3 separate regions of the Homo sapiens genome follow, and regions 1 and 2 are each linked to region 3. The links are chromatin contacts, found by Hi-C in ENCODE. All regions are on one chromosome and are shown on one strand. The core of a region is the stretch at or near the end of the contact, and the rest is flanking DNA. Distances in the headings are between cores, read along the strand shown. Region 1 has its middle 92 kb from the start of LINC02628. Region 2 has its middle 58 kb from the start of LINC02628. Region 3 overlaps NRP1 (neuropilin 1).

The links. Hi-C counts contacts between places; a loop is a spot of excess contacts on that map. Pooled maps may share reads with other maps.
Region 1: a map of HepG2 shows a loop between it and region 3 (6-fold over the local background). The contact joins two enhancer-like sites. A Hi-C loop is called at or near these places in 4 of 168 maps with a recorded cell type or tissue (CD8-positive, alpha-beta T cell, Caco-2 and HepG2) and 1 of 50 pooled maps.
Region 2: a loop to region 3 is called in a map of CD4-positive, alpha-beta memory T cell, with 5 times the contacts of the local background. The contact joins two enhancer-like sites. A Hi-C loop is called at or near these places in 2 of 168 maps with a recorded cell type or tissue (CD4-positive, alpha-beta memory T cell and naive thymus-derived CD4-positive, alpha-beta T cell) and 7 of 50 pooled maps.

What each region holds. Positions count from the first base shown.
Region 1 is chr10:33,506,673-33,511,121 of GRCh38, reverse strand. No RefSeq gene overlaps it. Among named protein-coding and RNA genes, the nearest start is that of LINC02628, 92 kb to the left of the region's middle. Within about 2 kb of position 2,966, at least 8 of the 41 ENCODE cell types and tissues checked have a DNase peak (open chromatin) inside an H3K27ac peak, as active enhancers do.
Region 2 is chr10:33,540,682-33,544,687 of GRCh38, reverse strand. No RefSeq gene overlaps it. Among named protein-coding and RNA genes, the nearest start is that of LINC02628, 58 kb to the left of the region's middle. Within about 2 kb of position 1,772, at least 2 of the 41 ENCODE cell types and tissues checked have a DNase peak (open chromatin) inside an H3K27ac peak, as active enhancers do.
Region 3 is chr10:33,191,065-33,195,299 of GRCh38, reverse strand. It overlaps NRP1 (neuropilin 1), which reads left to right. Exons shown (of 17, transcript NM_003873.7): 13 at 2,882-3,019. Among named protein-coding and RNA genes, the nearest start is that of IATPR, 76 kb to the right of the region's middle. Within about 2 kb of position 1,804, at least 17 of the 41 ENCODE cell types and tissues checked have a DNase peak (open chromatin) inside an H3K27ac peak, as active enhancers do.

The sequences.
Region 1 (4,449 bases), core at 1,717-4,216, 310 kb before region 3:
ACTATCGCAAGAACAAAAAACCAAACACCGCATATTCTCACTCATAGGTGGGAATTGAACAATGAGATCACATGGACACAGGAAGGGGAATATCACACTCTGGGGACTGTGGTGGGGTCGGGGGAGGGGGGAGGGATAGCATTGGGAGATATACCTAATGCTAGATGACACATTAGTGGGTGCAGCGCACCAGCATGGCACATGTATACATATGTAACTAACCTGCACAATGTGCACATGTACCCTAAAACTTAGAGTATAATAAAAAAAATAAAAATAAAAATAAAAAATAAAAAAAATAAAAAGAAGGAAAAAGAAAAAAGAAAAAAAAAAAAAAAAAAAAAGATGCCCTGTGGGTGGATCACCTAAGGACAGGTGTTCGAGACCAGCCTGGCCAACATAGTGAAACCCTGTCTCCACTAAAAATACAAAAATTAGCCAGACATGGTGGCGAGCATCTGTAATCCCAGCTTCTTGGGAGGCTGAGGCAGGAGAATAGCTTGAACCTGGGAGGTGGAGGTTGCAGTGAGCCGAGATCACCCCATTGCACTCCTGCCTGGGAGTGCAACAGAGTGAGACTTGGTCTGAAAAAAATAAAAAATAAATAAATTTTAAAAGATGCCCTGAAGAAGGATCGGGGGTTCAGTTTATCCAAGAGAGCACTAACTTTTGGGACTAATTTTCCAAAAGCCAAAAGCCAAAAGCCTTCTTGGCAAAATCTCAGCGCTACCTCTTATAACCCTGCCAAACAGTCTTAGTGCTTTATTTTCTGTCTAGGGACCATCTATACTTTTTACCTAAAATGGAAGTGTATTTGTTCAGCAAACATTTGCTGCACACTTACTCTGTATAGAGTTTTAGAGGAAAACAAGGAAACAGAAGAAATCACATCTTTAAAAGGCTCACAGTTTAATTCAGAGACTTGCAGCCGTACCTTAGAGTTAGGCTAAGAGGGTTCACAGTGACCTTGGTTCCTGCTACTCATCTTCCCTTCCTAGTTATTTCTCTTTGCATCCCTCCTTTGCTAAAGTCTGGAGCTCTCTTGCTGCTCTCTGTCCATCTAAAGTAGCCTTTTGCATTCATTTACATAGACACATCTTTTGATGTTCCATGCTCCAAAACGAACTCTCGTGTTTTTTTCCATATCCCTAATAAGGACTCCCATGCTACAGAGTCTGACCCTAAATGTCTAAAGAAAACAGTCTTACGTGGGGATAAGGTGAACAAGATTAATAGGCTTAATTCTCCCCTTTCCCACCTCTCACTTAGGGAGGATTTATGTTTTAAATAACCTTTACACATGTAAATTAATTAGTCTGAAACAGTGTCATTGGTGGGATGTGTGAGCAGGGTGCTTGAGTGTCGCTTTCTGTTCTGATCGTGTGCTGACCTCCATGCTAAACTCTGAAATCACACATCAGTATGGACTCATTGAATAGTTACATAGAAGGGCCTATCTAGAAACAAACAAATGAAAATTACGTGGAGTATACATGGCTTCATAACATTTGAGGGCAAGCAAAATACAGAGAAACAAATCAAGGAAAAGGTTTGTTGAGACAGACTCCCTGGGGTAGGAATGTTTTCATGTGGGTTTTCAAGGGGGTGACGTCATATGCAAACCCGATCCCACTTTTTCTCCTTTCTTAGAAGTTCTGAAAGAGAGATGAGAGTGCAGATATAGATGAGGATAGTCTGTCTAAGGATAATACCAAAGGTAAGTGTGCTTTGAGGTTTAAAATATTTGCTGGAAGCTATTTACTGACTGGTTACTAGGAGACAGCATGACTCATTGCTAACTTCCCCTCCGGGGCCAGCGTTCAGTCATTTATCACCTAGCACATTGGATCAAGACTGATAGAATCTTTAGAAAAAATTATGGAGTTCTCTATTCTAGTAAGGAGGCACTAAACTGTGGAAATAAAATGATCCCTGAAGATGAGGTCCACTGAGAAAGCATCCCGACATGTGTTCTGTATGTACTAACAGTCCAAGGATTAATGTGTGGTGGAGAGATATATACAAGATAAAATACAAACAACGTACATATTAAACAACTGTACAAAGCAATATTAAACCAACGTCAATAGTGAATACTGTATCTTCCCTGAGGACTTCCCCCCCGACCCCCACCCCAGTTTCTGAATGAATATATTTACATTATAACTCGGTATTCCTAATTTCCATGAAACAACACACTTAAATATTCCTTTAATAATCTTTCTAAAGATTCAAATAAGTAGAATAGATGAGGGTAGATTCCAAACAATCAGGTCTTTCAAGATAATTCATAAATTTAAATATAAATTCTAAGATAAATTTGGAAAATATTGAGGGTTGAATTGACATATGGGAAAAAATTAGTCAAATCATTTATACATTGCCCACAACCACAGGGGCATCACTATAATGTAAAGTTTATTGGAAAATTTTTTTTAGATAGAATCTCACTGTGTCACCTGGGCTAGAGCACAGTGGCATGATCACAGCTCACTGCACCCTCAACTTCCCAAGCTCAAGCCATCCTCCCACCTCAGCCTCCTGGGTAGCTGGGACTACAGGCATGCACTCCATGCCCAGCTAATTATTATTACTATTATTTGTAAAGATGGGGTCTTACAATGTTGCCCAGGCTGGTCTTGATTCCTGGACTCAAGTGATCCTCCTACCTCAGCTTCCCAAAGTGGTGGGATTACAAGTGTGAGCCACTGTGCCCAGCCTCATTGGGAATTTTTACAAAGAAATGTCTTGACATATTTCCATAACAACAACATCAGAATTGTCAGAGACAAAGCCTAGATAATATAAACTTCATCTGATAGGAGAAGGAAAGTATTTAAACATCAAAAGAATGGGAAATGATGTTTGTGCAGTTATGTTTGTGAGTGTGAGAGTGAGTAAGCGTGCAGCATATTGTAAAAATAAGCGAAAGGTGATGTGGCAAGAGTGTGTTTTGAAATATTTATTGAAGCTTTCACTCTGTGTTTTGCCTTGACCTTCGCCTGTTCAAAGAGGTATCAAGGTCCGTGCTGTGGTAGGGTTCCCTACTGTAAAAGCTGTCAAAATTCTGAGTCCATTGAGAAGATCGGTGGCTTAAGAAAGAGTGCAAAGTGCAGCTCTCTCACGGGGAGAGAAGAGAGAGTAAAAGACAGAGAAGGAGGGAGGGAGGAAAGAAGAGGAGATTGCATTTTCTCAGAGCAATTAAGATTTCCCTAGTCCAGGCCAGACACAGTGGCTCACGCCTGTAATCCCAGAAATTTGGGAGGCCAAGGCAGGTGAATCACCTCAGGTCAGTAGTTCAAGACTAGCCTGGCCAACATGGTGAATCCCCGTCACTATTAAAAATACAAAAGTTAGCCAGGCGTGGTGGCGCATGCCTGTACTCCCAGCTACTCTGGAGGCTCAGCTACTCTGGAGGCTCAGGTAGGAGGATCACTTGAACTTGGGAGGTGGAGGTTGCAGTGAGTCGAGATTGCGCCACTGCACTCCAGCCTGGGCAACAGAATGAGACTGTCTCAAAAAAAAAAAAAAAAGAAAAAAAAATTCCCTAGTCCAAGAGTATGAGGATCTGCTCCTGCTCCCTGAGGCCATGGCGGGACCTCAGGGAAGGTGAGTGTGTGATACACCTGGGGAAGTGCCCCAAGACTCTTGGTCCCAAGCTTGGTACAGAAGCCCACAGAACAGAGATTATCACGTGGCCAGGGACAATGTGCCTCTCAACAGGCATCAAACAGAGGGGCCTAGTCTATCCAATATCTTGACATGTCAGGCAGATCCCCAAGCCCTGCTCAAATCTGCTGAAGATGGTGATAGAGAAACCTCAAGAATGGTCAAGCTTTTATTTCCTCCAGCCCAGTGGGAAAAGGGCTTAGAGAGGATATTACATTGATTTATGGAAAATAAAGCATCTGAGTTTATAGACTAAGATTTATACCTGCTACAAAAGTATGAATCCTTTTATCCTATACATATATATACACATATATACTAGAGGGCACATGCTACTGAGACATATTGCTTGGGTTCAGATTTTGCAACACTAACTAGCTGCGTGTGATTTTAGGAAGTTTCTTAACCTCACTGGCCTCAGTTTCTGTGAAACTGAAATTAATCATAGCACCAATTTCACATGGTTGTTGTAAGAATGAGATGAGATCATCTGTATCTTTGGCACAGAACAAAGGCTGAACAATGATAAGCTATCATAATAATTATTATTATTATTTATTTTTCTTCCATAAATGTCCCAGTCACTACCTAAATGTGAAGGAGAGATCTAGTCCTAAAAAAAGGTTTCCATTGACAGCTCAAGTTATTCGTGGATTTTCTTTCATGATAGCCTTAAGAAATAAACAAATAGACAAAAGTCTCTGTTTTTCTTTGGCCCCTAGGTGACCACTAAATTACATGTGAAACAAAACATGTTCAAGAGAAATGTCCCTGGAAGAA
Region 2 (4,006 bases), core at 523-3,022, 350 kb before region 3:
GTGGTTGTCTTAGGAGTTACAATATACATTTTTAAATAATTTGTGTCTAACTTAAATTATACTGTTTCGTTTGTTGGGTAACGATGTGGTATAAACACACAACATATTTTACTATTTTTGCTATGAAAATTAGCTTTTAGAGCAACTAATAACAAGAAAAAATTATATTTTGCCTCAATTTATTCCATTTCCAATTCTCTTCATTTCCTTGTGTAGATTCAAGGATTCAAGGTTTTGTTGTTGTTGTTGTTTTGAGATGGGTTCTCACTCTGCTGCTCAGACTGGAGTGCAGTGGCCTGATCTTGGCTCACTACAACTTCTGCCTCCCAGGTTCCAGCGCTTCTCCTGCCTCAGCCTCAGAGTAGCTGGGATTACAGGTATGCATCACCACACCTGGCTAATTTTTGTATTTTTAGTAGAGACAGGGTTTCACCATGTTGGCCAGGCTGGAAGATTCAAGTTTCTGACCTATCATATTTCTTCAGCCTGAAGAAGTTCCTTTAACATTTCTTATAAGATAATCTGCTACCAATGCATTCATTCTCTTAGTTTTTGTTAGCTGGAGAAAGTCTTTATATTTTATTAATTTCTCTGGATATAGAATTCTGGGTTGATAGTTTCTTTCAGAACTTTAAAAATAAAATAGTAAGCCGTTATTTTCTGGCTGACTTGTTTCTGATGAGAAGTGCGATATATTCTTATCCTTGTTCCTCTGTAGGTAATGTACCTCTGAGGGAGAGGGTGCCTGCCTTCATGATTTTCTTGTCTTTGATTTTCAGCAGTCTGAATATGATATGCCTGGATGATCTTATTGTGTGTTTGTTTTTATATTTATCCTTCTTGGTGTTCTCTGAGCTTCTTGGATCTATACTTTGGTGTTTGTTATTAGCTTGGAAAATCTTCTGCTATTATTTCTTCAAATGTTTCTTCAGTCTCATTCTCTTTCACTTATTCTTTGGGGATTTCAATTATGTACATTTTAGACAATTAGATATGGTGTAACACTCCTGGATACTGTGTTGTGGGGATTTTCTCCTCTACTCTTCTTTTTTTTGTACTTTAGTTTGCAGAATTTCTATTGATCTCTATCCAGTTCACTGATTCCTTCTGTGGCTGTCAAGTCTACTGTTGAGTCCCTCAAAGACAATCTTCAGCTCTTTTACTGTGTTTTTGTTTTTTAGTATTTTCATATTATTCTTTTTTATAGTTTCCATCTTTCTGTTGAAATTATCTAGCTGAACTTGCATGTTTTCTATCTTCTCCATTAGCATTTTTACCATATTAATCACAGTCATTTTAAATCCTGTGTTTGATAGGTCCATGTATGTGTCATATCTTAGTTGTGATGGTTGTATATGATTGCTTTGTCTCTTCAGACTGTGGGTTTTCTTTGCCTTTTCCTATGTCTCATACATTTTTTTTGGTTGAAAGTTGGGCATGTTGCAAAGGACAAAGATACATGTCTTTCTTGCTGCCAGGCCTTTAGTGGAAGGTTTTGTGTTAATATAGTCAGGAGTTGATCTGGGTTTGAGGTTTGTTGTTGCCATAACATAGTTTTCCCTTATCCAGTTTCACTTTCCATGGTTTTAGTTAACTGTAATCAATTGTGACCCAAAAATGTTAAATGGAAGATTTCAGAAATAATGTATAAGTTTTAAATTGCATGTCATTCTGAGTAGTGTGATGAAATTTTGTGCCATCCTACTCCATCCTGCCCAGGATGTGAATCATTCCTTTGTCCAGTATCTCCATGCTATAAACACCAATCACCATTAGTCACTCAATGGCCAACTCGGTTATCAGATCAACTGTGACTGTCATGGTATCACAGAGCTTGTGTTAAGTAACCCTTATTTTAGTTGATAATAGTCCCAAGTACCACAGTAATGATGCTGGCAATTAGAATATGCCAAAGGGAAATTATAAAGCGTTTCCTTTAAGTGAAAATGTGAAAGTTCTCAACTTAATAAATAATGAAAATTATATGCTGAGGTTGCTAAGATCTATGGTAAGAATGAATCTTCTATCCATGAAATTGTAAAGAAGAAAAACGAAATTTGTACTAGTTTTGCTGTTGCACCTCAAACTGCAAAAGTTACAACCATAGTCCATGATAAAGGCTTATAAAGATGGGAAAGGCACTAAATTTGTGGGTGGAAGACATAAACAGAGACATATTCCCACTGACAGCAATCAGGTTTGGCACAATTTGAGGTTTCAGGCATTCACTGGTGGTCTTGGAACATATCCCCCATGGATAAGGGAGGACTATCGTGATTATTTTCAGTGCACCATAGCCTCAAATTCCTCTAGCAATACCTTGTGTTTAGGATGTGAGCTAATTTGCCAGAGGGTTTTTCTTCCCCCTCAGTGTTTACTCCCTTCTTACCTTAGAGTTCTTCCTTCTGCACTGTTTCCTAGTTTTTCTTCCCCCTCAGTATCTACTCCCTTCTTACCTTAGGGTCTTCCTTCTGTATTGTTTCCTAGAGAGAATCTGTCTTTTGCAGCAATCTCAGCTGTAGGTTACTTTTACTCAACACTTGTTAGCATGGTGGTAGGGAGAGCCGGAAGGGGTGTATTCTCTCACCAAGCCTTAAAATGAGGCAGTCACTGTGGATTTAAGCTTGTACCAGCTGTAGTCCTGGGCTGCCACCCTCAGAGTAGAGTTTAATTTTTTCTCTTCCTTTCCTGCAATTTCAATGGATTTTCGCCAGTGCCCTAAACTGACAATTGTTATCATTTTTTGCCCTGTAGTTTAAGATTTTTGTTCCATAGGGGAGATATGGGAGATGGGTCTGGGAAGTGTTTCGGGAGTAGCTACTATTCCCTCCCCCAAGTCAGCACAATTAGGAAAACTTTCTTAGGAGTCTTCCCTATCTTCTCTTTGAGTGTCTCATCATACCCTTGGAAGACAGGACTGCAAGAGGATGCAAATATTTCTATCTCTGGGACCCGGTGGCTCCACATCCATATGTGACCTGGAGCAGTTCATTACAATTTCTAAGCTGAATCTCCTTTCCAAATTATACAGCATGCAATGGCATCTGCCCTAGGTAAGCAAATGCCTGAGTCCTGTTGCACCTTGTAGGTCCTGGCCTCTCCCCAGATTTTAGGTTCTTTCCCTGCCATGTCAGATCTCTAATGAATTCAAGAAAGGTCACTAATTTTCACTTGATTAAGCTTTCATTTTCTTATTGTAAGGCTGGGAGGCTGGGAATAAGGCTCTTTCTGACCCTTTACATCTCTTAACTGAATGCAGAGGATCCACATATTAATTTTTAATGCTGAACAGAAACTGCATCCCTGGGATTAACTCCATTTGGTCATGACAGTCATTCTATTTATACATTGTTGAATTCACTTTACCAATATTTTAGAAGAGAGGTTTTTAAAATCTATGATCATGAGGAATATTGTTTTATAAATTTCTTTTCTTATAATCTCTTTGTCAGGTTTTTGTGCCAGGGTTATTCTAATCTTTTAAAATTAGTTGGAAGGTGTGCCTTCCTCTTTTACTTTCTGAGTTTGTGTTAAGTTTTGCATTATTCTTTTGTGTGTGTGTGTGTGTGTGTGTGTGTGTGTGTGACAGAGTCTTGCTGTGTCTCCCAGGCTGGAGTGCAGTGGCACGATCTCAACTTACTGCAACCTCTGCCTCTTGGGTTCAAGCAATTCTCCCATCTCAGCCTCCCAAGTAGCTGAGATTACAGGCACACGTCACCATGCCCAGCTAATTTTTTGTATTTTTAGTAAAGACAGGGTTTCACCATGTTGGCCAGGCTGGTCTTGAACTCCTGACCGTGGGTGATCCTCCCGCCTCCGCCTCCAAAAGTGCTGGGATTACAGGCATGAGCCACTGCCTTTGGCCAAGTTTTGCATTATTCCTTACTTCAAAGTTTGAACTCACCAATGACATCATCTGAGTATAGATGTATCTTTGTGGGGAAAAATTTTTAATAGAAATTCAATTCCTCTGATAGATACAGGACAATTCAGATACTCTATATCT
Region 3 (4,235 bases), core at 555-3,054:
CCAGCATTCCTGCAGCAGTTCGGAGTATATTCATCACCTACGATTGTATGGGCCTGAGCACCTCTGCTTGTTTAGACTGAAAGACTAGTCTATGAACAAGTGAGTTAAACTGCTCTATAGAAGTTTGGAATACCAGATATAAAAATTAAATCCTTATGCATACATATGGTGCTAATGATCCAACTTCAGGCAAGATGGGTTGGGCAAGCACAGCTGGTACTTGCTCTCAGAGGCTGTAAATTTGTTTTAAGTTCAGAATATTGTTTCCTGCTATTTTTAAGAGTCAAGAAGGGATTTAGCTGGATTACCCCCATTGAATTTAATGAGAGTTGTGTGCCCCGCCAGGGCTTGGGTAATATTTTGAAAACGTAAACGTCAGTAGTCCTATATGTTTGTTTCATTCATTAATTTGCTTTTTTCTCTCCTTTTCTCTCTCCCTTTCTCCTTTCCTCTGTCCTTCTCTCTTTCTTTTCCCTTTCTATAAATGTTTATGGGTGGTTTGTGTGTTTGTCTTTCTAGCCAGGCTGGAAGTTTCCACATTGAACCTCTCACTCCATAACCCTCCCCAACAAAAGGCATTGATCTAAAAACATATCCTTTAAATAACCAAATTGCCACAAGTTACATGATCAAGACAAGAAGATAAAAGAGCAGTAAAATACAAAAACTTAGAGCGGTTCACCTGGTTAAATGTACAGGATGGGGAAGGACATTGGAAGGTAAAGGCAGACTGTCATTCTCTGAAGCGAGAAGTGCCTGAAACATTTTTTCAGGCAAAGCGGTTCCATGTCCTGGTCATTTCAAAAATATCCAAGTTCCTACATTTTATGGTATCATCAGAATATGAAGAGCCAAAAGAATGGATGATGTCATTTTCTGTTCTATAAACAATAAATGTAATGTATTAACAAAGTAAATACAGGCAGAACTGTGTGTGCTGGGGTGGCTTTCTTTATCCTGAATGTGCATGTTTTATAAAGTACATTTAAGGAGAAAAATCAAAACCACACACACATTAACATGTTCCAATATTAACATTTTCTAACATGAGATTATGCAACAGTACATTTCAGGGTCATGGGCGTTGGCATCCAAGGTTGCTCAATCATTCAGTCACCGTTCAGTTGACTGTACTTCATCTACATAATTCAATCTTGCTGCGGAAAAGAGTGGTAAATTTTGGAGAGGGTTTCCCATGCCTTAAGAAGTCCTATTTCATGGCTATGATAGACTAGACATGAAATATATCTCTCCGATGACACTACAGCTGTGAAATATAGCCTGTTTGCACTAAATGAAAGTACTCACATTTTACACATCACATAGCTTACTAGTTTACTTTCCCAAACTGGCTCTGTCTACCCTTTGGGAGGTCACATTATCATTGGGAGAATCCAAACTGCTCCATTTGGACAGTTTTTATGGTGGATTCCTTCCAAAATTTGACATTAGCTCTAGAAAAGGGTTCCTTATAAACTAAAAATGCAAAGTAAATCATTCTTATCTATTCAATAAATCTTCCCATTAAAATTCCTCCTGCCATTGGGGGAGGGGCCATGGAGACAAGGCTCAGAGCAGAAGGCGAGATACTTTGTTAATAAACACAAGCAAGTTAAAGAAGCTCAAAATGAGATAAGGTCTTGGCCTGACCCTAATACAGCATCTAATACCAGACTTCCCTTATTGTTCATAGGGATTCTTTTGAGGCTTATTTTTAAGTTCAACGGTCCAGATGCCCCAGGCGCCTTCCTGTTTGTTTCAATGCTGCCACCTCGTGGACTGCCTAAAGTCAGTGACAAGCCTAAAGGCCCTTCGTCACTGGAGAAAACAGCTGCATCTGCGGGCTTCGTTCTTTATAGGAGGACGAAAGGAGGGGGCAGAAGCCCGAGAATTTCATCTTTAGAATTTTTTTTATTGTTAGCTTATGTTTACCAAAACAACAGTCATACTTGGAATAAGTAGCAATGATTTCATTTTTCCCATACTTAAAAGTTAAGCTCCTTTCAAAAAGAGGCTGTGTAAAATGTCAGGCTGTGGGTTTTAAAAACACCATAGTCCAACAGCACCTTGTAGGGCACACACAAGGCAAGTCATTCCCGTGAATTCATTCACGCTGTCTTTTCAGATTCCTAAGGAAGCCTTTTGAACATTAAAAAAAAGAAAAGAGAAGTAAAAACGGGTAGCTATTGAAATGGGCTTTGGATTTAGATGACCTTACATTGAGGTTTTAAGCCGGGTGAACAATTTATATGTAAATTTAGAAATTAAAAAAGCAGAAATTTATACTTAAATTAATCGACCTTATAGAAGGCATGGAAGAAAAAAAAATAATCCTAAAATGCTTAAGAGATTCTAACCCTGACATTAAAGACCTGAAGCATGAACTGGTGAGGTGGAAATAGAGAAAACCTCCTGGGTGAGGCATTTCGCCAAGTTACTTTCCACTTTTGAGGCTTCATGGGTCAATCTCTAATTAAGATTCTTTTCATTGGTGGGTATCAACTTATATGATTTATCCTCAAGAACAGAATGGCTTTCATATTAAATACTGTGGAAATGGGGAGAGTGCAGCAAATGTAATACACGTGCTTTAGAAAATAGCCTTCCTGGAGATTTTATGTAAACCCAATTTGACAGGCAGTCCATAATCCTTTTAAAGCTGGATTTTTAAAGAAATTACTAAATGTGGTTTTGCAAACATTTTGACATCTCCATGCATCTTTTGGTTTCTTGGTAATCCTGGCTTTCCTGGAATTTTCAAACAGACATAAAGTTGTATAAATCGTGCTTTCCATGAGTGAACCAAGGGCCTTTGTGACCCTAAATGATCAAATTTGCCTTTCTTTGCTTGTCTCTTATTTTTACTTCCCACCCACTGAAGAGTTTCCAACATATGGTTTTAACTGTGAATTTGGCTGGGGCTCTCACAAGACCTTCTGCCACTGGGAACATGACAATCACGTGCAGCTCAAGTGGAGTGTGTTGACCAGCAAGACGGGACCCATTCAGGATCACACAGGTATCACAGAGTTCACTTCGGCTGCATGGCTTTGCAGATTCTCTTTGATTCCGAGGCTGTGTTACTGGGAGGGTTTCTAATGTCTGTGAATTTAGGGCGGGTAGGAATTACTACAGGCGTTCACATGTGCTATTATTTTCTAGAATTAACAATGTCTCTTTCCCTAGTAGCGAGAAGCATAGGGCAAATCATAGTAATGCCCCTTGAAGTTGGCCACTGATTGGCCTCCTTGAAAACAGCAAATTGGGCAAGGATCTATGAATTAGCATTCATCTTATCCTTTTTTTTTTTTTTTTTTTTTTTGAAATGGAGTCTCACACTGTTGCCCGGGCTGGAATGCAGTGGCACTAGCTCCACTCACTGCAACCTCCGCCTCCTGGCTTCACACGATTCTCTTGCCTCAGCCTCCCAAGTACCTGGGATTACAGGCATACACCACCACACCCAGCTAATTTTTTGTATTTTTAGTAGAGACGGGATTTCACCACATTGGCCGGGCTGGTCTCGAACTCCTGACCTTGTGATCCACCCACCTCAGCTTCCCAAAGTGCTGGGATTATAGGTGTGAGGCACCGCAACTAGCCTCATCTTATACTTTTTCTGAACTTCTTATTTTGGGCAATTTCAAACATATTCACAAATGGAAAAGAAATAGTAGAATGAATTCTCTATGTGCACGACCCTGCTTCAACAATTATCAGATCATAGGAAACTTAATTTATGTCTGTCATCCCTGACTCTGAATTATTTTCAAACAAGTCCAAGCATATATTATGTCCCCTCGTTTATTTTACAACTAAAGAAACAATTCACAATGCTTGCTCTCTCCCGACCCTTGAAGGGGAGGTGGGGAAAGACGGTGTGGAATTCTTATTCACTGGGGAAAGATTGAAAGTGTAGTGTATTTCCTTTGAGCAGGTAGAAACCTCACCATGCCCTAGATCACAACCCTCCCACCACCTCCTGCCTTACTTTCTTCCTAAGATTAATTGGTGGGGGAGGAATGGGTTGGGGGACAGAAAAAGCTGGCAGCTTCTCCAGTGAACTCTATTATCTGCCCCCTTCCTGCTACCCACCTAGTCATTTCACTGCCCAACTTGAAGTACAGTATAAAGGACCAGCAGACTGGACGTGGTGGCTCACACCTGTAATCCCAGCACTTTGGGAGGCCAGAACAGGAGAATCAGTTGAGTTAGAGAGTTAGAGACCAGCCTGG